Linked DNA regions of Homo sapiens: all the other regions are linked to region 1. A link is an interaction called in ENCODE POLR2A ChIA-PET data of the cell type or tissue named here. Cell type or tissue: HepG2. All regions are shown on one strand. Each heading gives the region's core, and the rest is flanking DNA. Links, peaks and the distances in the headings are about the cores only.

Evidence for each region. Peaks named below come from ENCODE experiments on the same cell type or tissue, not always from the same donor. Only the 100,000 strongest peaks of a DNase experiment are listed, where the experiment ranks them.
Region 2: POLR2A ChIA-PET joins it to region 1 with 11 read pairs; 7 of 35 experiments call an interaction of 5 or more read pairs at or near these places.
Region 3: POLR2A ChIA-PET joins it to region 1 with 20 read pairs; 5 of 35 experiments call an interaction of 5 or more read pairs at or near these places.

What each region holds. Positions count from the first base shown.
Region 1 is chr1:12,378,410-12,385,264 of GRCh38, forward strand. VPS13D (vacuolar protein sorting 13 homolog D) reads left to right here. Exons shown (of 70, transcript NM_015378.4): 56 at 19-182; 57 at 1,079-1,187; 58 at 4,567-4,746; 59 at 6,851-6,855. Among named protein-coding and RNA genes, the nearest start is that of SNORA59A, 130 kb to the right of the region's middle. In HepG2, for the core only: no CTCF peak of the experiment used is centred there; DNase peaks (open chromatin) are centred at 2,132 and 3,022.
Region 2 is chr1:12,472,632-12,479,486 of GRCh38, forward strand. All of the region lies in intron 67 of VPS13D (vacuolar protein sorting 13 homolog D), which reads left to right. Among named protein-coding and RNA genes, the nearest start is that of SNORA59A, 31 kb to the right of the region's middle. RefSeq lists silencers at 1,263-1,557, 5,463-5,757 and enhancers at 5,116-5,973, 5,974-6,830. In HepG2, for the core only: no CTCF peak of the experiment used is centred there; DNase peaks (open chromatin) are centred at 3,090, 3,470 and 5,650.
Region 3 is chr1:12,525,191-12,532,045 of GRCh38, forward strand. LINC02766 (long intergenic non-protein coding RNA 2766) reads left to right here and starts at 363. Exons shown (of 3, transcript NR_187319.1): 1 at 363-437; 2 at 2,255-2,602; 3 at 2,860-3,902. In HepG2, for the core only: no CTCF peak of the experiment used is centred there; DNase peaks (open chromatin) are centred at 731, 3,391 and 4,361; H3K4me3 peaks cover 464 bases.

The DNA.
Region 1 (6,855 bases), core at 841-5,840:
CTTGTACCTACTTAACAGGAACCAGGAAAGCGTTCTCAGCTGTGGAGGATGACAGGAACAGGAATGCTGGCCCATGAGGGCTCCTCAGTTCCTCACAATCCCAATAAGCCCTCAGCCGCCCGCTCCACCGAGGGGTCTGCCATCTTAGATATTGCTGGTCTCGCTGCAGTGACTGACAACAGGTAATTTTCTAGGCAACTTTTGATTCAAGCTCATTGCTTTCAAATTCAGACTCAGAGGAAATCTACAACAAAAACTAAGAGTTCTATAAATAAAGTAAAAATGTATATTTTTTTCAATGACAAAAACCTGTCATATTCCCAAATATGAGTATTGGGCTTTCCCTTTAAATATTTTAAGCTTTGATGAAATACCCATGCAGATGTTAAGAAACTTCAAACAATAAAATGGGTATAATGTGAAAAGTGATTATTTCTTCCACCCAAATTCCAGTCCGTCCTTATTCTGAGGAAGTAGTTTCTTTTTTACATCTTCCTAATAACTTTGTCAAATCCTTCAAAAGCAGAAATTAATTATTAAGAGAATAATCAGATGTATTTTTATGAATAAATCCTTGGATTCAAATTAGCTCTTTAAGTTTGAATAAGTTACTTGATTTGCCTGTGCCTTAGTTTCTCCATAAAAATCAGTGTGTTTTCAGTTAATACCTTATTTCCAGAAAAACTTTAGTTGACTTACAAGTTAGAACAGAAAAGAATTTAGAAATACAACAGAAAAAAGACTGTTGGAAAGATTTTACATGTATTTAGCAGCTATTCCTTCCATACTGCATGGTAAGTTGCCGTTTTGAGAATGCAAGAAGCCATATTACTGTGTGTTATGAAATCTTTAATGTCTTACTTTGTGTCCCCTCTTCATGTTTTTCCATTTTGCTTTATTCCTCTTTTCTTATCAAGAGATACCTAACTGCCCTAGGATTCAAGCTAACTACCCATTCAGTTTTAAGGGTGGAGGGCATTAGAAGGAAGAAGAGCAAAGCCATCATCCTCATGTTCCCTTCAGGCGTGAAACAGTTGACTCGGAGGTTTCATGGTTCATTGTGTATTCCGTTTTCCAGATACGAGCCACTGATGCTGAGAAAGCCTGACCGCAGGCGAAGCACAACTCAGACGTGGAGTTTCCGAGAAGGAAAACTGACCTGTGGGTTACATGGGTTGGTCGTCCAGGTCAGTCGTTTTTGATCCCCAATTGCAGCAAGCAGTGGTTGAGCCTTCTTTGAAACAAAGTCTCTACTAAGTTATACATGATGAATTGTTCAGTGGGAAAACTAGTTACAGAGCAATACTTATTCTATTCCATTTTAGTTAAAAGGAAGTCAGAGTTTTGTTGTGCATTTGTGTATTTTTTTTTTTTTTTGAGGTGGAGTCTTGCTCTGTCGCTCAGGCTGGAGTGCAGTGGCACAATCTCGGCTCACTGCAAGCTCCGCCTCCCGGGTTCACGCCATTCTCCTTCCTCAGCCTCCCGAGTAGCTGGGACTACAGGTGCCCGCCACCACGCCCGGCTAATTTTTTGTATTTTTTAGTAGAGATGGAGTTTCACCATGTTAGCCAGGATGGTCTCGATCTCCTAACCTCGTTATCCACCCGCCTTGGCCTCCCAAAGTGCTGGGATTACAGGCGTGAGCCACCGCGCCCAGCCCCGCATTTGTGTATGTTTACATGGGAAAAGTTCTTGGAGATGGTATGCAATACATGTGTTAAGAGTGATTGCCCTGGATGATAAGATATGTTTTTCATGGCTTACCTGGACTTTTTCTTTGATGTCATATATTACCAATGTAATTTTAAAAAGAAAAAAATTACCTATGTAATTTTAAAAAGAAAAAAATTACCTATGTAATTTTAAAAGTCCAGCACTAAGTTAGATGAATTAGATTTAGACCTGGGAAGTTAATGGCATAGCTGCAAGTCCTCTGTAAAGGGTTCTATGACATGGTGAGCATTCGCCAGGCATCTACATGCTCTTGATTCTGTTCATTTTGGCCTAAATAAGCATTGAATTGCTGTAGCAAATGTCAGAATGAAGATTGCTGGACAGTTTCCTCCTCAGCCAGTCTACCTCATGATAAACTCCCAGCTACTTTCTAAGCAAATATGTGTTTGGCAAATTACCAAGGGTTTGGATTTTCTGCCCTTTCTGGCTTCAGGCTGGGAATGAGAACAGGGGTCTGAGAAGTAGGAAGGTGTCTAGGAGGTTTGGACATGCAGTAGACTAGCACCTGCAATTGTGTGTGCAGTTCTGTCCAGCCTGGGATTTTACACAAAAGGGAAACAGGAGACTATCAGACTCTTGATAGAGAACTCTGAGTGTACTTAGATTGTACTCCAGGGCAGTTTGCAAAAACTGTAAGGAGCCTCTGACTGCTTTTGGTGAGATTTATTTTCTTTATCTCTATCGCCCTGAGCTTTTTTCATCAAAGACAAGCTGCTTACTTATATGTAGCACACATCTGGAATGGATTTGTGATTTTCAATTAGCAATACAATTCAAACTTCTAGAGGCAAAGAGGGCTTGTTATAATTGGTGGGTTTCATGTCTGACCCTGACTTCACTTCTAGTTTGTTTCTAAAGCCCATGTAATTCCAATGCTCTTGGAGCATTTTCTTCCTTAAAATCTTTTTTTGGTGTTTGTTGTTTTGTGAATCTATTTCATCATTTCCCTGCTTGTTAGTGACAGTATAATAACAGTATTCAGCAGAGCAGAATGTGTTTTGGTTAGGGAAGTAAGCTTGTTTCAATCTTATTATGCTGAATAAAGTCATTGAAGACATTAAAACATTTTCTGACACTGCTCTTATTAGGTTGTATATGCTCTTTCTTTCTAAACTTATAATAGCTATAAAAAGCTTTCTTTGTGTTGAAACCTGTACTATAAACCCTGCTCAAAGTTTGCTTTTCATGAGTCAATATTTAAAAGTTAACAAAGGGGATTTAGACACTCTTTGCCATTGTCTTCTCTAGCCTTGTGTTTGCTTTCCCACAGCCATAATCCTGTAGACTCGATTTACTTGGGGCATGTAGCAAGGTGTTTTCCTCCAAAGGCCTTGTTAAAGCAAACTAAATATGGCCTGAGAAGGACTCCGTACTTCTATAATTGAATCCCTGTGGACCAACTGTAACCTAGAGTAATCGGCAGGCAAGATTGAAATCCTTACTTAGGAGTATGTGCCTGTAACAATAGCTGAGACTTGGCCAGTCACAGCAGCCATACTTCCACCACTCACAGATGGCTGAGTGTTCAGACTGTGTTCAAATAAGGCAGACGCCAACCTGTAACCAATCCAGCTGTTTACTTCCAACTTCTGTACATCACTTCCCTTTCTTTGTCTATAAATTTGTTCTGACCACGAGGCATCCCTGGAGTCTCTCTGAATCTGCTGTGATTCTGGAGGCTGCCTGATTTGTGAATTGTTCATTGCTCAATTAAACCCCTTTAAATTTAATTCGGCTGAAGTCAGTCAGTCTGTCTTTTTTTCTTTTTCTTTCTTTTCTTTTCTTTCTTTCTTTCTTTCTTTCTTTCTTTCTTTCTTTCTTTCTTTCTTTCTTTCTTTCTCTCTCTCTCTCTCCTTCCTTCCTTTCTTCCTTCCTTCCTTCCTTTCTTTCTCTTTCTTTCTTTCTTTCTTCCCTTTCTTCTCTCTCTTTCTTTCTTTTTCTTTCTTTCTTTTTCCTTTTCCTCTTTTCTTTTCTTTTGACAAAGTGTCGCTCTTGTTGCCCGGGCTGGAGTACAATAGCACAATCTCAGTTCACTGCAACCTCCGCCTCCCGGGCTCAAGCGATTCTCCTGCCTCAGCCTCCTGAGTAGCTGGGATTACAGTTGCCTGCAACCATGCCTGGCTAATTTTTGTATTTTTAGTAGAGATAGGGTTTCACCATGTTGACCAGGCTGGTCTCAAACTCCTGACCTCAGATGATTCGCCCGCCTTGGCCTCCCGAAGTGCTGGGATTACAGGCTGAGCCACCTCGCCTGGCTTGAAGTTTTTCTTTTAACAGCCTGAATAACTGGGTATCAGGTGACATTCTCAACTCTGTATTCCATTCTAGAAGAAACACCATCTTTTGAGTATTTGGATTGGTTGTCCAGCCATAGGCCTGTTTGGGGAGGTTTTCAACTCAAGAATTTTCCTCTTACTGGAAAGCTGAATGATTATAATAATTATTTTCTATTTTCAGAATATTTCAGATTTTTAAGCAAACCCTAGTAAGAATACTCAAAGAAACAGCTAGTTTTGGCTACTTTTTTAGAAGTTTATTTTAATGACAAGAAGTTAGTACTAGTAAAAGGCAGAATTAAACTGATCTATGCATGAAATTATCTCTTATTCATAATTACCAAAATTTATGAGCATAACTTTTCATCTTACTGAAGTAATTCTCCTGTTTTTCATCATCTGCAAAGCTGAACAAATAGTAAAGGCTTTGTTGCACATTGATCATGACCCTCCAGAGGAGAATGTAAATTTAGGAACTTGTTTGAAATGATGTGTTAACTTGTCAAAGTCAGTGCCTCTGTCTTTTCTCACATGTCTCTACTCCAATGTCTTTTAGGCCAAAGGAGGACTTTCTGGTTTGTTTGATGGAGCTGAAGTTGTTCTTGGTCCTGACACTTCCATGGAGCTTTTGGGGCCAGTTCCACCTGAACAACAATTTATTAATCAAAAAATGAGACCTGGTTCTGGAATGTTATCCATCAGAGTCATCCCAGATGGACCAACTAGAGCACTCCAGGTGATAATTTGTCATAAGAGCTGATGTGAAACTCTGTACTTCCTCCACCCCCAATGATTACTCATTTAACAAATACTTATTGAACATGTTTATGCCAGATATGAAGATATGGTATCTTCATCTGTAAAATGGGGATAGGATCTACCTCACAAAGTTGTTACAAGAACTAAAGTACAACAAAAAGATAAGCGTAAAGTATAAACAAAGTATCAATGAAATATGTGGTAACCTAAAAAAGTATAAGATTTAAACAAGATAATGTTAACAGTGCATATTAATAGTGTTGTTAATTATTATTAATAACATAATATCTTAATAACATTAACAACAAGAAGATATGAGATCCTTAATCAGATAATTAAAATATTGTGTTAATGAGAGTAGGAGTGGAGGGTGTATGGAAAGGATTTGTATTCCCAGATTTAGAGGGTGGGGAGCTTCCTAAGAGAAGTAGTACTTAAACTGAGACCTAGAGTTTAACTGAAAGGAATTAGCCAAATAGAAAGGTACAGGTGGAGGGGCTGTGCCCTCAGTAATAAGCATGTTCATCAACAGGTATTTACTGAGCAGCTACTTGAGCCAGCACAGGTCTAGGTACGGAACATTTACCAGTGAACGGACAAAACTCCCTGCCTTCTTGGAGCTTACATTCTAGTGGGGATGGACCATCATTGACCAATAAACATAGGAAGTAAATGACATACGATGTGGAAGTTGACTAGTGAAGGCCCACAGGTAGCAGAGTGATCCTCAGCCCAAGTGGCACACAGAATGTGGTAAGAAAGAAGGCTGGAGATAGAAGCAGGGGCCAGATCATAAAAAGTCTGAGATACATACTAAAGAATTTGTGGTTTTTCTAAGGCAACAAGGAGTCAGGGAATGGCATGATTAGAAAATTGTTTTAGATCACTTCCTCTGGCTGCAATGTAGAGAAGCAGAGTGGGGCAAGACTGGAGATAGTGAAATACCAGGTAGGAGGCTCTTGCACTAATGTAAATGAAGGGTTATGGTGGCCTGAACTGGAAGAAGTGGCAGGGGTGGACATGAGGAGGCTGGAGAGAAATGGATAGAAATGAGAGCTTACTTAGGAGTAGAGTCAGGCAGATTTTGTGACTGAATGTGGGAATGAGGGAGAGGAAGGAGTCAGTAATGGCCTCCAAGGTTCTGATTTGGGCAACTCACAGGATGATAATCCAGATCACTAAGGGATGAACATGGAGCAGACTTGCAGAGGAAGGGAGGAGTTAGGTTTTGGACTTGTTGAGTTAAGGTAACTGTGTGATATCTATGTGAAGATGTCCATAAGTCATTGTAACTATGGCTCTGAAACCCAGGGGAGAGATCTGTGATGGGGATAAGGGTTTATTAGGTCATAGCGTAATCAGAACAAAGGAAAAAAAAGATGTTGGAATGTAGCAATGAGCTCTCTGAGATAGTGCATCACAATTCACAACACCACTTTTTATTTATTTATTTATTTATTTAGCTATGTCACTCTCTTTCACCTAGGCTGGAGGGAAGTGGCAAAATCATAGCTCATTATAGCCTCGAACTCCTGGGCTCAGGTGATCCTCCCACCTCAGCCTCCCGAATAGCTGGAACTTAAGTGCATGCCACCATGCTTAGCTAATTACTTTTCATTTTTTGTGGAGATAGGGTCTCGCTATGTTCCCCAGGCTGGTCTTGAACTTCTGGGATCAAGCGATCTTCCCACCTTAGCCTCGCAAGTAGCTTGGACTACAGGTGTGTGCCACTGTGCCGGCTCACAATACCACTTTAAAAAACAATCTTAAGGCAAAAATGAATGCAGTGATCTTGAGGTTTGCATATTTTGACTTGAGCTATAATTTGAGATCATCTGCAGATATCTAACCCCACTACGTGAGGCTCTCAAGGTGTATAGCTTGAGTTTGCCATGCAGACTTGAAACCAAGTTTGCTTCTTTATTACACAAATCTTACCTTACCAGTGCTTTGGAAACCATTCGCTTCCATAGGATTATTGATTATATAATGACTTTTGACCTACACAGTTGTTCTGGGTTAGAATAGGTTTCAATAAGGAAGAGTGAATCATCTTCTTGTGGTGTTTTATTTGACTTCAGATAAC
Region 2 (6,855 bases), core at 916-5,915, 94 kb after region 1:
TGTGCCATTTGTATCCCTTTGCTTTCCCTTTAGAGGGGTCTCTGGACTAGATCTGTCATGTTTAATCAGAAGTCCTATAATTTAGACTTTTCACTAATTTGTGTTTCCTTTCTTGGTGTTCTTTCCCCTTTACCCCCAACTAGTGGCTCTGAATTAGTGTGGTTTTATGAAACCCATATCCATTCAGCCATGGTTCTATGTATTATCTCATTTAGGCATCACAGCAGCTTTTGCACAGCATCTGCTCAGGCAGTCTGTGGCTCTTCTTTCCCCGAAAGATTGAGAATACATCTGGTGAGAAGCCGTTGCCAGTCCCAGCCCCTGCTTTGAGTCTGGTATTGGTCTTTAATCTCTCATTCTGTGTGTTGTAAAGAAACAGGTTGTGGAAGGCTCTTGTCAGATCCCAGGAACATGAAAGAAATAGCACACCCTACGGTAGTGACATGGCCCTGTCACCACCCCTCATTGAACCATAAAAGCTATTCAGAGGGGCCAGCAGCTGGGGAGCGACTGTACTTAGATCCTGGGTGCTGATGGGTGTTTTGTAGTTTCCAAGGGAAGTTGCTGAAAGTTTTCTTATCTTGACACTCCAAGGGCAAGAGGTCTTTCTTCAAAGAGAAGCGCTTGTTTCAGAAAAAGATGTGGAAAGGACGTAAAATCACAGGTTCTTCCCCAGTTCTGAAAAAGAAATAGGAAGGGGCAACGTGGCAGTCAGTGTGAAAAGAAACCACGCATTTGCAGGAAGCAAGAAGGGGTTCCGCAGCACTGGCTGCTTCCGGCATCTGCAGTGCGAGGGTAAACAGGCCTACTGGGGAGTCGGTTGGCCCTGGGTTTGAGTCATTGGGCTGCTGCTTGGCTGTGACCTGGAACAAGTTTTTCCCCTCTTAATCTCTCTGAGATGAGATTCCTTTGAGTCATATGCCTACCTCGGTGGGTGGTTACGTGGATTAAATTATATCATGTATATAAAGCACTCAGCCTGGCATGTGGCATGCAGGTAGGGCTCAAGAAATGGTGTCAGTGTGAATATTCTCCCCTGAATGTTGGAATGTTGTGTGAAGGTGAAACAGGGATTGTGTCCCTAGCTCTTACTTAAATTCAACCCTGTCCCCGAATTCTTGCTGACCACCTGCTAGAGTGTGAGGACTAGGAGTTCATGTGCTTGGCTGGGCTTTTGTCCTTCCCATTCTCTTTCTTCACACAAAATGAACAGTTGAACTCAGGCCACCAAACCTGGTTGAGTTGCTGGGTGGAGGGACTCTCCTGGGCTCTGAGCCTTTGTGTGTGGGAACCGCACTGGAAAAGGTGTGCAGAGGCCACGAACTTGCTCTGAACCCACTTGTGAAGAGCAGGTGACCCCAAACTATTGTTAGTGTCTGCTGTAAATGATATGCCTCTGGGTTCGAGCAGAGTTCAGCCAAAAGCCCCACATGACATGGAAATCTGTCCTGGAGCCAGGTTTGTCGGGTAAAAGTTATGTAGCAAATGTCTCCAAACATTGGCATCTGTTGTCTGCCGAGACTAGGACAACCGAGAATGATGGAGTGCTTAAGGAAATTAGGATGGGGCATGCGACCCTGTAACAGCTGATAAACTGTTTCAGGCCACCGTGGCTCATCCAGCTCTTTTGATAAACAGCTTTAAAAGCATTACGTGGTTTGGAAAGCATTCTTCAAAAATGGTTATATTTTCCAGACGCATGACAGTCCACTGTTCAGTATTATTTAAGGGTTTTAAATTGTAGAATCAGATTCCTTTTCAGTGGGGCTCTTGGAACTGTCGAGGGCTGATCTGTCTGACTCCCACCAGGACAATCTCACAACAATATTATTATGTAGGTCGGGGTCCCCTAGGTCTGTTAAAAAAAAAAAAGTTCAGGGCTAAGCGTTTAAGAGGAAAAACTATTTCTTTCATTTCTAGCTAAGTCTGATGGGCCCTTTCAAACACTGCTTTCATCATGCACCTTTTATTTCACGATTTCTGCATAATGAAAATACAAGATCGATAACTGTGGATTATCGTAATGCCTTGAGCCTTTGAAAATGAACATTTTCTAGATTATAAATGTTCCCTTTGTAATTCATTTCAAACTTCATCCTCCCATTTGTCCTAATTCCCGAAATTTAACTGTTGCCTTTTGAGCCTCCTAGGAAATTCTGGGTATCCTTTAGGCAAGGGAGGTAGCTCTTGGGGGAATAGCATTCAGGCCACAGGCAATTCATTTGCGACTTGGGCTCTTCTTAGAACATATGATAAGTACAACGCACTGTAGTGACAGATTTTTTAAAAACCCTATTAAAGCCCAATATACTAATGCAGATTTTTTTTTTTTAAGTTTTAGAGAGATTCATGGGATTTTATTCTTTTTCCCAAAGGCAGTGGTGGAGCTGACAGAGTAGCATGGAGCCTCGTCCTGATGTATTGTGCGGAAGTGGCAGCAGTTCACATTCATTCAGTTTGTCAGCATAGGATCAGTTCCTTCTTGACTCAACTCTCTGTGATCAAAATAAGCTATTGGATGTTCCCTTTGGGTACTGGAAGCAGCTTGGCCCCTTGGCAAGAGAACAGGATTGCAAATCACAAGAGCAGAGCCCTGACTCCAGCTCTGATGCTACTGTGCTTTGTGACCTTGTGCAGACAGCTTTATATCCCCATCTCAGGTCATTCTCCCCCATACAAAGGGGGAGAGGGTCATCCTTGCCCTGGTCATGTCTGCATGGCTGAGGTGAATAACTAGTTGTGTAACTTCCTGGAGGAGTGGCACAGAGGAAGCTCCCTTCCTAGGGCTGGCTCTGCCATCAGGGAGGAAGCTGGATATTAGAATGAAGAAAAAGCCCATGCAGAATATATGGCAGCCCGATAATGGATTCTAAAAATAAAAAAGCACTAGGTTAATCTGCAGCTGTAGTGTACCTAAAGTATTCTTTGGCAGGTTGTGGCCCTAGCCTAATCCCCAGCTGGACTTAGCACCATTTAAGTGAGTTACATCTCATCCCCGCAAGGGATTGAGTCTGTAGCCAATTTGGCCTTGTCACCACTTCAGCCCTCCCTCTGATTTCACCTTTGGGAAAACTACAAAGTGGCCCCAGACATACATAGCAGGCTTGATCACATGGGTGGAGTCTGTCAGGACAGCATACATCAAATAAAATGTCCAGGGAACCTGTTGTAAATAAACCACTTCCCGCATGCTCAGTCATCGTGGAGGTACTTGAATGTTTAGTTTCTTTTAGCTGATGGCCAAGAAATCAATGTTTAAAAAAAAAAAAACAAAAAACAAAAAAACACCTTGACAGAGGCATTTTGTACAAGAATGGTGTGTGGGTGTGAAAAAGTAAATTCCAAAACATATTTCCTTTTAGTTCCCAAACCCATATTAGATGAGTACTTCTTAGCCTTGGCCACAGTGCTAGAGTAAATAGCAGTGTCACATAGCTCGTGGAACAGGCAAACCACAGAATGTACAAGAGAGAAGCGTGCACACCAGTGAGTCTGCTATGGCAGCTCTCTTTGTCCTGGTTTCTACATCTCATTTGTAAGCAACTTGTGTTCCTGCATTTTCAGAGTTTGGCCAGTTTATTTACTTAGAATTGCATGTTCCTGGAATATTGTCATAAAAGTGATCCTGAGATAGAAAAAGTCAACAGGAAGCAGGGGCATTGAGTTTATAAGTTCTCAGTCTGTCTTGGCCCATATTAAAGTCTCATTCTCAGGGGTAGGTCCAGCTTTCCAAATTTTAATATATCAGAGACTCCTGATGCATCTGGGCTCATGATGGGCCAAAGTAGGCCTTCAGGAGTCCTCGTGTTACACACTCAACGCCTAATGGAGACTGGATTCATTTACGTGTATTAATGTAACCTGCGTGATCATGTGAGTGCAAGTGCTTTGTAGATTGTCCTGGGAGATGTGGCATATTATGACTAAAGACTTAATTGAACCCTGAACATGTATATGAATAACTGGAGACAGATTGACTGGATTACACATTTTTCTTGAAAATTTCCTAAATTTAGCCTACCTCTTTGTTGCCTTTTATTTCCCAGCTTAAGTGGTTCTCTATAACACTATATTTTAAACAAACCAGAACAAATAGTATACAAAAGCATAGACAAGAGGGATATAACAAGAGATGGTTTTCTGTGATCCGTGGCACCTCCTCTCTACCCTGCCTCCACCACCAAAAGGGGCTTTAAATTAAGATTCGGAATGGCAAATTCACTTACCAGCTCCAAACACAGTAGACAAGGAAACCTTGTGAGGAAAATCCGAGAGTATATTTACAGTTTCTGTTCAGAAATACATAGCTTAACTTCGAAGGAGGAAGCGTGACTTTTCACCTGCAGATAGAACTAGGGTCTGATTTGAAACAGACCACTGGCTTCACTGAACCCCATCAAAGAAGTCTGCTTCTGCCCGGAATTGGAAAGTGCCAGTGGGCATGTAGTTGCTAGTATGGGATTTCTGTTTTTATTTTTAACAAGCTTGGGCCCAACTCTTAGTATCAAGATGGGTGAAGACAAAACTGACCAGAAAAACACGTATCAAGTCAGCAGTGGCTCACCCCTCAGAGGCCATTTTTCCCACCTGCTCCTCTTATACCTTTGGTTTGTTTTTGGTTTTGGATTTTTTCTCTATGTTCCTCCTACTCTTTCTTTCTCTATTTTGCTTGGGCCTTCGTTAGAAGAGTTCTAGTAATCATTTCAGACTTCCAAAATTCAACCCAGTAGCCTCATTTTACAGGTGGACCCACTAATACACAACAGCTCGATGTGACAAACCATAGACTCACAGTTAATCACTTGGAGAGCCTGGATTCACCTCCGCGATGACCTGCCTTTCCAGCCCTCCAGTGGCGTCCTCTGTAGTGAGTTGTAAATGTGCCACTCTAGAACATTCCAGGAAAGCCCTCCTCTTGGGCTAAACTCTAAAACTAAAATGAAGTCCTGCCCATGTGAGCTGCTTGTTTAACACTTTGGATGCTAATCAGAGCATTAATGAGAACACATGGATAGATTCGGCAGGTCTAATGCTTGGGACCTTCTCCTATTTGATTCCATAAGACTAAATCCCCTATAAACACTTCCCTCCTGTGCACACACACATGCATTCACATACAGCACTCACGTATCCCTCCCTTATAGCCAAAGACCGAAAAATAAATTTTTTTTTTCTACATTAAAAATAAGACCAGCTAGTAACCAGGGTTGGCATTCCCATCTCCTGTGGAACCTGGAAGGACTAGCAGATAGCTATAGAGATCTGTCTCCTTTTTAGTGTGGTTGTATTAAGGGCAATCTTGCCTCCCATGGCACCCCAGAAAATCCAGGAGTTCAAGTGGGGGTGCACTGTAGGAGGACTCAGCAGCTGTTTTATGGAAGGTTCGTCAGGGATCAGACTGAAGATTTTGCTTTTGTGAGAACAAAGTGAAATGTGACATTCAGGAGCAGCTCGGGGCCTATATATAGGGGCCCAGGGCCTGCTGGGATGGGGTTTTACACTTGGGCTGTCCTTTTGCCCTTCCCCTGAACTCTTTTCACTTCAGTCATGAGCAAACAGTCAGTGCCTGAACTAACAACCCTGTAGTCCTCCGAAGCACGGCTGGCTTACAGTACCGAACAAAGGGAGGGAGTGCCGCGTGGGCCGGCCCAGGCCGAGGAATGCGGCTTCAGGGTTCTGCTCCATAAATTTAACCAGCACGACGAAAAGGAGATAATATGAGCCTTCGTGATGATCTGAAAGGGGGAGGTTCTGTGTCCCATTGATTGCGGTCTGGCCCAATGCCAGGCCCAAGCCTGACCGACAGTTGAACCATATCATTAAGGCGTGTAATACAGCTCGAGTCTTGTACTGCCGCCAATGAGTGCATATCCACAGGGCAAAAGTTTATAAAGAGTCGAGGCTGTCCTGTTTAACCCTCTCACACTGCATGTAATAGAACCAGCTGCCATTCAGAACTTGCCCATCTGAGGTCATAAAGGAAAGCCTGCACGTTTCTTTTCTTCAAACAGCTTTTCAGGACTGGGGAGAGGAAGAAACGCTGTCTAGAGAGGGTCAAGGCACGGTGATGTTTCTCTCTGGAGAAGCAAAGCAGTCTGCCTCCCTCCCCCCGGCCAGAAACGGGACACCTTAGTGCTTTCTTCAGAGTAGCTCTCTGTTTGTGGTATAATGTTGCTGGAGGAAACAGGGCTGACACCACAGGAAACCTGCCTGTCTCCAAGGAGGCCGCATCGGTGGCAGAGGTGGGTCAGATGCCGGCCGTGGAGTGCTCTTGTCAAGCTTGGGATGATGCCGTTTTCCTTCCCCATCACCTCGAAAGCTGTTAATAGCCTTGCTTTCTGGCCTTCCACAGCTACGCCCAGGTGCTAAAACAGAGCAGGTGGAAGGCCGCCCCACGGAGTGGCCTGTGAGCCCAGAGTTCTCACTGTCCGAGGCCGGTGGCCCCATGGGAACTCTGTCCATTCAATAGGGAGGGCATGTAGAAATAGGCACATTGTCACAGCAAGGCCTGGAGTGGCCTGGGTTCTTACAGTGGGCACTGCATTGAGGAAATGGGCAGACAAACAAGGATTTAGCATAAGTATAGTCAGAAAGAAAGGGCTGCCTGTGTTCAAAGGACAAAAGGAAGAAAGTGGGCGAAGGGGTAGTTTAGTCCTGTCCATCAGCCAGTCACGTTCTTTGGCCAAACTCGGGACCTGCCTGTGCTTTGTCCATGGTGTCCAGGAAGAAATCTGTGTCTGTCACTTCCAGATTGCTGCTTGTCTGCAATGGACAATGCCTCTTAGGCAGACACCTGCTCGGGATGACAGTGCTGCAGAAATTGATCCAAAACATTGACTAGCTTGCATGGTATCG
Region 3 (6,855 bases), core at 606-5,605, 150 kb after region 1:
CTCCCAGGTTCAAGCGATTCTCCTGCCTCAGCCTCCTGAGTAGCTGCGACTACAGAAATGTGCCACCACGCCTGGCTAATTTTTGTGTTTTTAGTAGAGACGGGGGAGACAGTAGTTTAAATAAGTCCTGGCGTGAATGCCTTACCCAGAGGGGGCATAAAATGAGGGGTCTAAGGCCAGCACCCTGGGAAATGTCAACGTAAGAACTGCCAGGGGAGGAGGATCCAGGAAGGGTCAGTGATGGGGATGACAAAGGGGGTGTCATGGGGAAAAGGGCAGAGGAGGAGGGACTAGTGACCACCTCTGCTCTGAGGTCATGTGGAGCAAGACTGAAAAGAGGCCGGGGATTGGGAAATGAGGCCACTGGTGGCCTTGTCCCTGGCGGCTCTGGGATGTGGGCCAGAAGCCAGTCCCTGGTGTTGAAATAGGATCCAAAGGTGAAGAAGGGAGTGTAGATGTATCTTTAAAATTTGACTGTGGGAGGGAGGGTGGTTTTGGTTTTTGCCATGTTGGTGTTTTAAAAGCAGCAGGGAGTTGAGCTGCTTGTGGACTGGAAGGAAGGAGCCAGCAGACAGGGAGGAGAGGAGGGGAAGTGGGTAGTGAAGGGGAGAGAGAATAGCCAGGGGTGGTGGGCAGAAGGAGAGGAAATGGAACCCTAGAGGCCTGGGCAGGAGGCCTCTTGCTGTTGAGCTGCGGCCGGCTGTATTTTGAGACCTTAACCTTCACCTTCTCAGCTGTGTTGGATGCGGCCTCCAGAGGCCCAGGAGAGGTGGGGATCAGACGGGGTTCAACAGGGAGCCAGAACCATGAGGTCTGTCGTGGAATAAAGGATGTATTCTAGGAGTCAGGCCTCACCCAGCTGTGGCGGGGGTGGAGGGCAAGGAGGACTGCCGAGGGGGCTGGGGTGGGCGTCTTTGGGAGGTGTCTTCTGTGAGTTTGCAGCAAAGGGTCTGGGGTGGGTCTGGGGTGGGCCTGGGGTCGGCCTGGGGTCAGTGTTGGTCAGCAAGGCCAGCCTCACCTTTGCCTCTCAAATCACGGGTGCCTTCCCTCTTGACAACTCTGCCCTGAGACCTACAGGAAGTGGATTCTGAGAAATATGGCTTCCACCGTTACCAAGTGGACCAGCGCTGTCCCATAGAAATAATGCAAGTCACCCGGGCTCCTGGAATCCCAGCACTTTGGGAGGCCGAGGCAGGCGGATCCCTTGAGGCCAGGAGTTTGAGATCAGCCTGGCCAACATGGCGAAACACCATCTCTATCTTTACTAAAAATATAAAAATGAGCTGGGCATGGCGATGCATGCCTGTAATCCCAGGACGTTGCAGTGAGTGAGATGGTGCCACTGCACTCCAGCCGGGGCAACAGAGCAAGACTCTGTATCCAAAAAGAAAAACAAAGAAACAATGCAAGTCACACATGTAATTTAAAATTGTCTAGGCTGGGAGCAGTGGCTGACACCTATAATCCCAGTACTTTGGGAGGCTGAGGCGGGAGGATTGCTTGAGCTCAGGAGTTCAAGACCAGCTGGGGAAACATAGTGAGAACTTGTCTCTATTTTAAAAATTAAAAAAAAAAAATGAGCTGGGCATCGTGGCACATGTCTGTAGTCCCAGCTACTAGGGAGGCTGAGGCTTCTTGAGCCCAGGAGGTAGAGGCTGCAGTGAGCTGAGATCGAACCACTGCACTCCAGCCTCGGCAACAGAGCAAGACCCTGTCACTAAAAAATAAAAATAAATAGGCTGGGCATGGTGGCTCACGCCTGTAACCCCAGCACTTTGGGAGGCTGAGGCTGGCAGATCATGAGGTCAGGAGTTTGAGACCAGCCTCACCAACATGGTGAAACCCCGTCTCTACTAAAAATAGAAAAATTAGTCAGGTGTGGTGGCACACACCTGTAATCCCAGCTACTCGGGAGGCTGAGGCAGGAGAATTGCTTGAACCTGGGAGGCGGAGGTTGCAGTGAGCCGAGATTGCGCCATTGCACTCTAGCCTGGGTGACAGAGTGAAACTCCATCTCAAAAAATAATAAATAAATAAATAAATAAATATAAAAAGAAATAAAAATAAAATTTTCTAGGTGACCCATTTTTTAAGAAGGAAAAAGAAATGGAAAGTTAATTTTAATAATTAAAGACAATATGTCCAAGACATTATCATGTAATGTATAATCATTAGAAAACATTGTTAATGAGATGCTTTATGTTGTGATTTTGCACTAAATCTTTGAAATGTGGTGCCTGTTTCACACTTACAGAACAGCTCAACTCCAAATAGGCGCATTTCCATCGCCTCCATCGCCGCTGTAGCTGGTGGCTGTCAGATTGGACAGCACGGTAGAGGCGGGTCAGGAAATGCAAGGAGAGCACTTTTGGAAGCGTCTGGATCCTGGGCCCTCGGGGAGGGCAGGGCCTGGGTCCTGATGTGAGGAGCCTGGAGCCTGTCCGTGGCCGAGAGGGCCTCCTTCCTCCTTCCTGGCCGACACGTCACCTGCTCCGTCCAGTCCACGAGAAGCAGCTGTGGCCCAAGCCCATGACCTGCCTTTCTTCCCCAGCGTCACCATCTGTGGCAGCCTGGGATACGCATGAGCTCCTCAGGAGGGCGGGTGAGTGGACTTTCCAGCGCGGGCTGGAGGTGATCTCAAAGGGCACAAGGGTTGGAACTGAACCAGCCATGCCAGGGGACGCGGGTTTGGTCGGAGCCCTGTGGGAAGGGAAGGCCCCTCTGCTCCAGGCCCTCCAGGATCTCCAACCATGGCCCAAATGGCCACCATGATGATGCCCACCTACGGGCTTTGGTGCTTCGGGAGTGTCTTGCTGGGTGAAGGGCAGGTCGCTATCAGATGCATCTGTTTAATTTTAGAGCTCCGTGGAACACACATCTGGATGACAGGAGGGAGCCAGGAGCTGTGAGAAGACGGGGGAGCTGCCGCCGCAAGAATGCAAGACCCACGGGCTCTACGATGCGGGGGAGCAGCGGGCATCTGAGGAAGGGGCGTCAGGGGCACATGGCCAGCCCTCTTCACCCCACAGTCTGCCCCAGGCCAGCCCCACTAGGAGTGACCCATTTTCTCCTAGCAGGATTCCTTGCATGGGGTGGCCTGGACCCAAAACACCCGCTCTGAGGATTCCCTGTTAACCACAGAGAAGGTTGACTCAAGTTTCTTTATTTGGCCATGAAACTGTGGGGCATCTCACGGTGCTTCTTGGGTCCACTGGAGAGCCCTGGAAGCTCAGAAGAGGCAAGAGGGGCCTACTTCTCCCTTGTTTGGGCTTTGTTTGCTAAATACCAATATTAGATTAGGCAACTCTGCAAACAAAACCAAGGCCTGGCCAGCTGCCCAGGGTGTTTAAAGTCCAAGACATGAAGGCAGGACGTGTGCCCGTGGACTTGCACACGCAAGCAGGCCGAGGGGAGAGCAGCCCGGCAGAGACCTTGGTGGTCCAGGGCTGAGCAAAGGCTTCCCCCACCGGTCCATCCCAGTGCGCTCAGCACAGGAGTTAGCGGCCACACACTTCAACCATTGTCTTATTTTAGAAAATGACATCTGCTGGGCGCGGTGACTCACGCCTGTAATCCCAGCATTTTGAGAGGGCAAGGTCAGGAGTGATCACTTTGGGTGGACCACGAGGTCAGGAGTTCAAGATCAGCCTGGCCAACATGGTGAAACTCCGTCTCTACTCAAAATACAAAAATTAGCCAGGCGTGGTGGCTCACACTTATAATCCCAGCTACCTGGGAGGCTGAGGCAGGAGAATGGCTTGAACCTGGGAGGCGGAGGTTGTAGTGAGCCGAGACTGCTCCACTGGACTGCAGCCTGGGTGACAGAGCGAGACTCCGTCTCAAAAAAAAAAAAAAAGAAGATGACATCCATGATGTTAATAAAAGCGGAGGTATTAGGGGAAGGGAGACATCCTGTCAACTTTTCATCAGCTCACATTTGACCCTCAGCTTTTTTCTGTTAATCTAGTTATCATATCAACAGCGTTCTCACAAATGACCAAAGACAGTGTCGGTGGCTCTTAGTGTTTGAAAGTAAAAATGTATAATATTTTTAAAATGCCAACAGACTGAAAACAGGAATGAGGCATCATTGGTTGTAAACTGTCTCCTGAGCTGGTAATTCCATCTCCATCTCAAGCAGAAAAAACATACCCGTGTGCCCAGGGGCTCTCACCCCAGCACACCTCTTGCCCACTTAGCCTAGTTGATGGTCAAATTACTGAGTGGAGTTTAAATGCCCTTCAGACTTTATAGGTGGAATTCCTGAAACGCGTCTATCTGGAAGAGGAGAGGTAGTAGTATTGGGAAGGGAACAGGAAGTAGGCGGTGTGGAGTGCTGTTTGTTAAATGCTATCTCTTACCGTCTGTGTTTGTTTCTACTTAGCTTGCCTTATCTCTCTCCTCCCGCCCACTCTGTCATTCAACTACCCAGTTCCCCACCCTGGTTTCTTGTGTATTTTTTTCCAGGAAGACACACACACACACACACATTTATATATATATAAAATAGGCCAGATCCCATCCTTCCTGGGTCCACCCTTCCTGGGCAGCCCCTCAACCCAGCACACAAACACACTGTTATTTTTCTCATCTCAATTCTCAATCCACCCTTGATCTTGTACCCCAATCCAGCCACTGCTCAATTCTTTGCTTTCTTTAAAATACAATTTGTCAAATTATATGTATGTGTGTTGGCAATTACATATATACCTGTATATTTACTCTCCACCCCTCTTTTTTCTTTTCTTTTTTCTTTTTTTTTGATGGAGTCTTGCTCTGTCACCCAGACTGTAGTGCAGTGGCCCAATCTTGGCTCACTGCAACCTCCACCTCCCGGGTTCAAGCGATTCTCCTAGCTCAGCCCCCCAAGTAGCTGGGATTACAGGTGTGTGCCACCATGCCTGGCTAATTTTATTTTTTGTATTTTTAGTAGAGACAGAGTTTCACTATGTTGGCCAGGCTGGTCCCGAACTCCTGGCCTCAAATGATCTGCCCGCCTTGGCCTCCCAAAGTGCTGGGATTACAGGCGTGAGCCACCACACCCAGCCTCTCTTTTTATTTTTTACAAAGATTCTAGCTTAGTACTTCCTTGCATTTTTCACTTTGTCTTGGAGATCATTCCTTATCAGCACATGACCTTTCTTTTATTTTTTATTTTTAAAGGCTTGTCAAGTGAAGCGGTGGGAGTGGAGAAGGAGCAAAGAAATCTGTTAACTGGTTGGGATCGGTGAGTTGTAAGCAGCCGCATAAAGAACATTTCTGTTTTCTTGGATTACAACATGATTTCCATTGTATAGAAATACCGTATTTATTCCGCCAGTCCCCCACCCATAGTCACTTAAGTTGTTTCCAGCCTTCCCAATCTTCTTGCTGTTACAAGGCTGCCACGAATCACCTTGTGTATACTTGATTTTTCTGATAAGTTAAAAAGTCCTAGAGGAGAAATTGCCCAATCCTTTGTGCACCTGTAATTTTGATAAATATTGCTAAGTTGCCTTCCATAAGGTTTGTACCAATTTACACAGCCACCGGCAATGAATGAGAGTGCACTTACCCACACCCCTACCAATGCAATCTGTTAGCAAATTTTCTGAACTTTGCCAATTTGGAGAAAATGGGTATTTCAGCGTAGTTTGAATGTATACTTACTTCTCTTGTGGGAAATTATGTTTAAGAGCCATTTCCTTTTCCGTGAACTATGTTTTAAAAATCTTTTCTGGTTTGTTTGTTTTATTGAGATGGAGTCTCACTCTGTTCCCCAGGCTGGAGTGCAGTGTGGTGCAATCTCAGCTCACTGCAGCCTCCGTCTCCCGGGTTCAAGTGATTCTCCTCCTCAGCCTCCCAAGTAGCTGGGAACTATAGGGTCGCGCCACCACACCCGGCTAATTTTTGTATTTTTAGTGGAGACAGGGTTTCACCAGGTTGGCCAGGCTGGTCTTGAACTCCTGACCTCAAGTGATCTGCCTGCCTTGGCTTCCCAAAGTGCTGGGATTACAGGCATGAGCCACCGTGCTCAGCCTCTTATCTGTTTTTTTATCCTTATCTGTGTTTTCAATCCTTATCTGCTTATTTTAAAGGCTGAAACAAATCCCTAAATGTTAAAAAAAAAAAAAATAGAAAAATTATACAGCAGCACTCTTGTTCTAGCCTCTTATCATGGGATAGCTTCCCATGATTAACTTGAATTATCTTGAGACAAAGACCTGGAGAAGAACAGGGGCACAGGAGTCTCAGAGACTGGGGAGAATCCTGCCCAAGCTGCCCCATTCTCTGGAGGCCTGGCCACAGGGCAGGGCCCAGAGGCTCAGGCTGTCACCACCTTGGGGAAGAGTCCCCTTCTCCAGCTCTGTCCCCCTGACACATGAACACAGCTCCCCTTCAGGCTGACTCTCCTGCCTAGGCCCAGCATCCCATCCTCTCTTGCCTACTGAAAGACACTGTATCTAAAGCTGTCCACTCACTGTCCCCGATCACCAGATCCCACTACTCCTGGATCCCTCCTGGACCCACCCCTCCTGGGTAGCCCCACCAGCACACAAACACACTGTTACTTCTCGCCTCTTATCCACCCTTGATCCTGTAGCCCAATCCAGCCACTGCTCAATTCTTTGCTGTCTTTATTTTTATTATTTTCACTTATTTATTTTTTTGAGACTGAGTCTTGCTCTGTCTCCCAGGCTGGAGCACAGTAGCGCGATCTCAGCTCGCTGCAGCCTCCGCCCCCCAGGTTCAAGCAATTCCCCTGCCTCAGCCTCCCCAGTAGCTGGGATTACAGGCACACACCACAACGCCCAGCCAACTTTTGTTATTTTTAGTAGAGACAGGGTTTTGCCATGTTGGTCAGGCCGGTTTAAA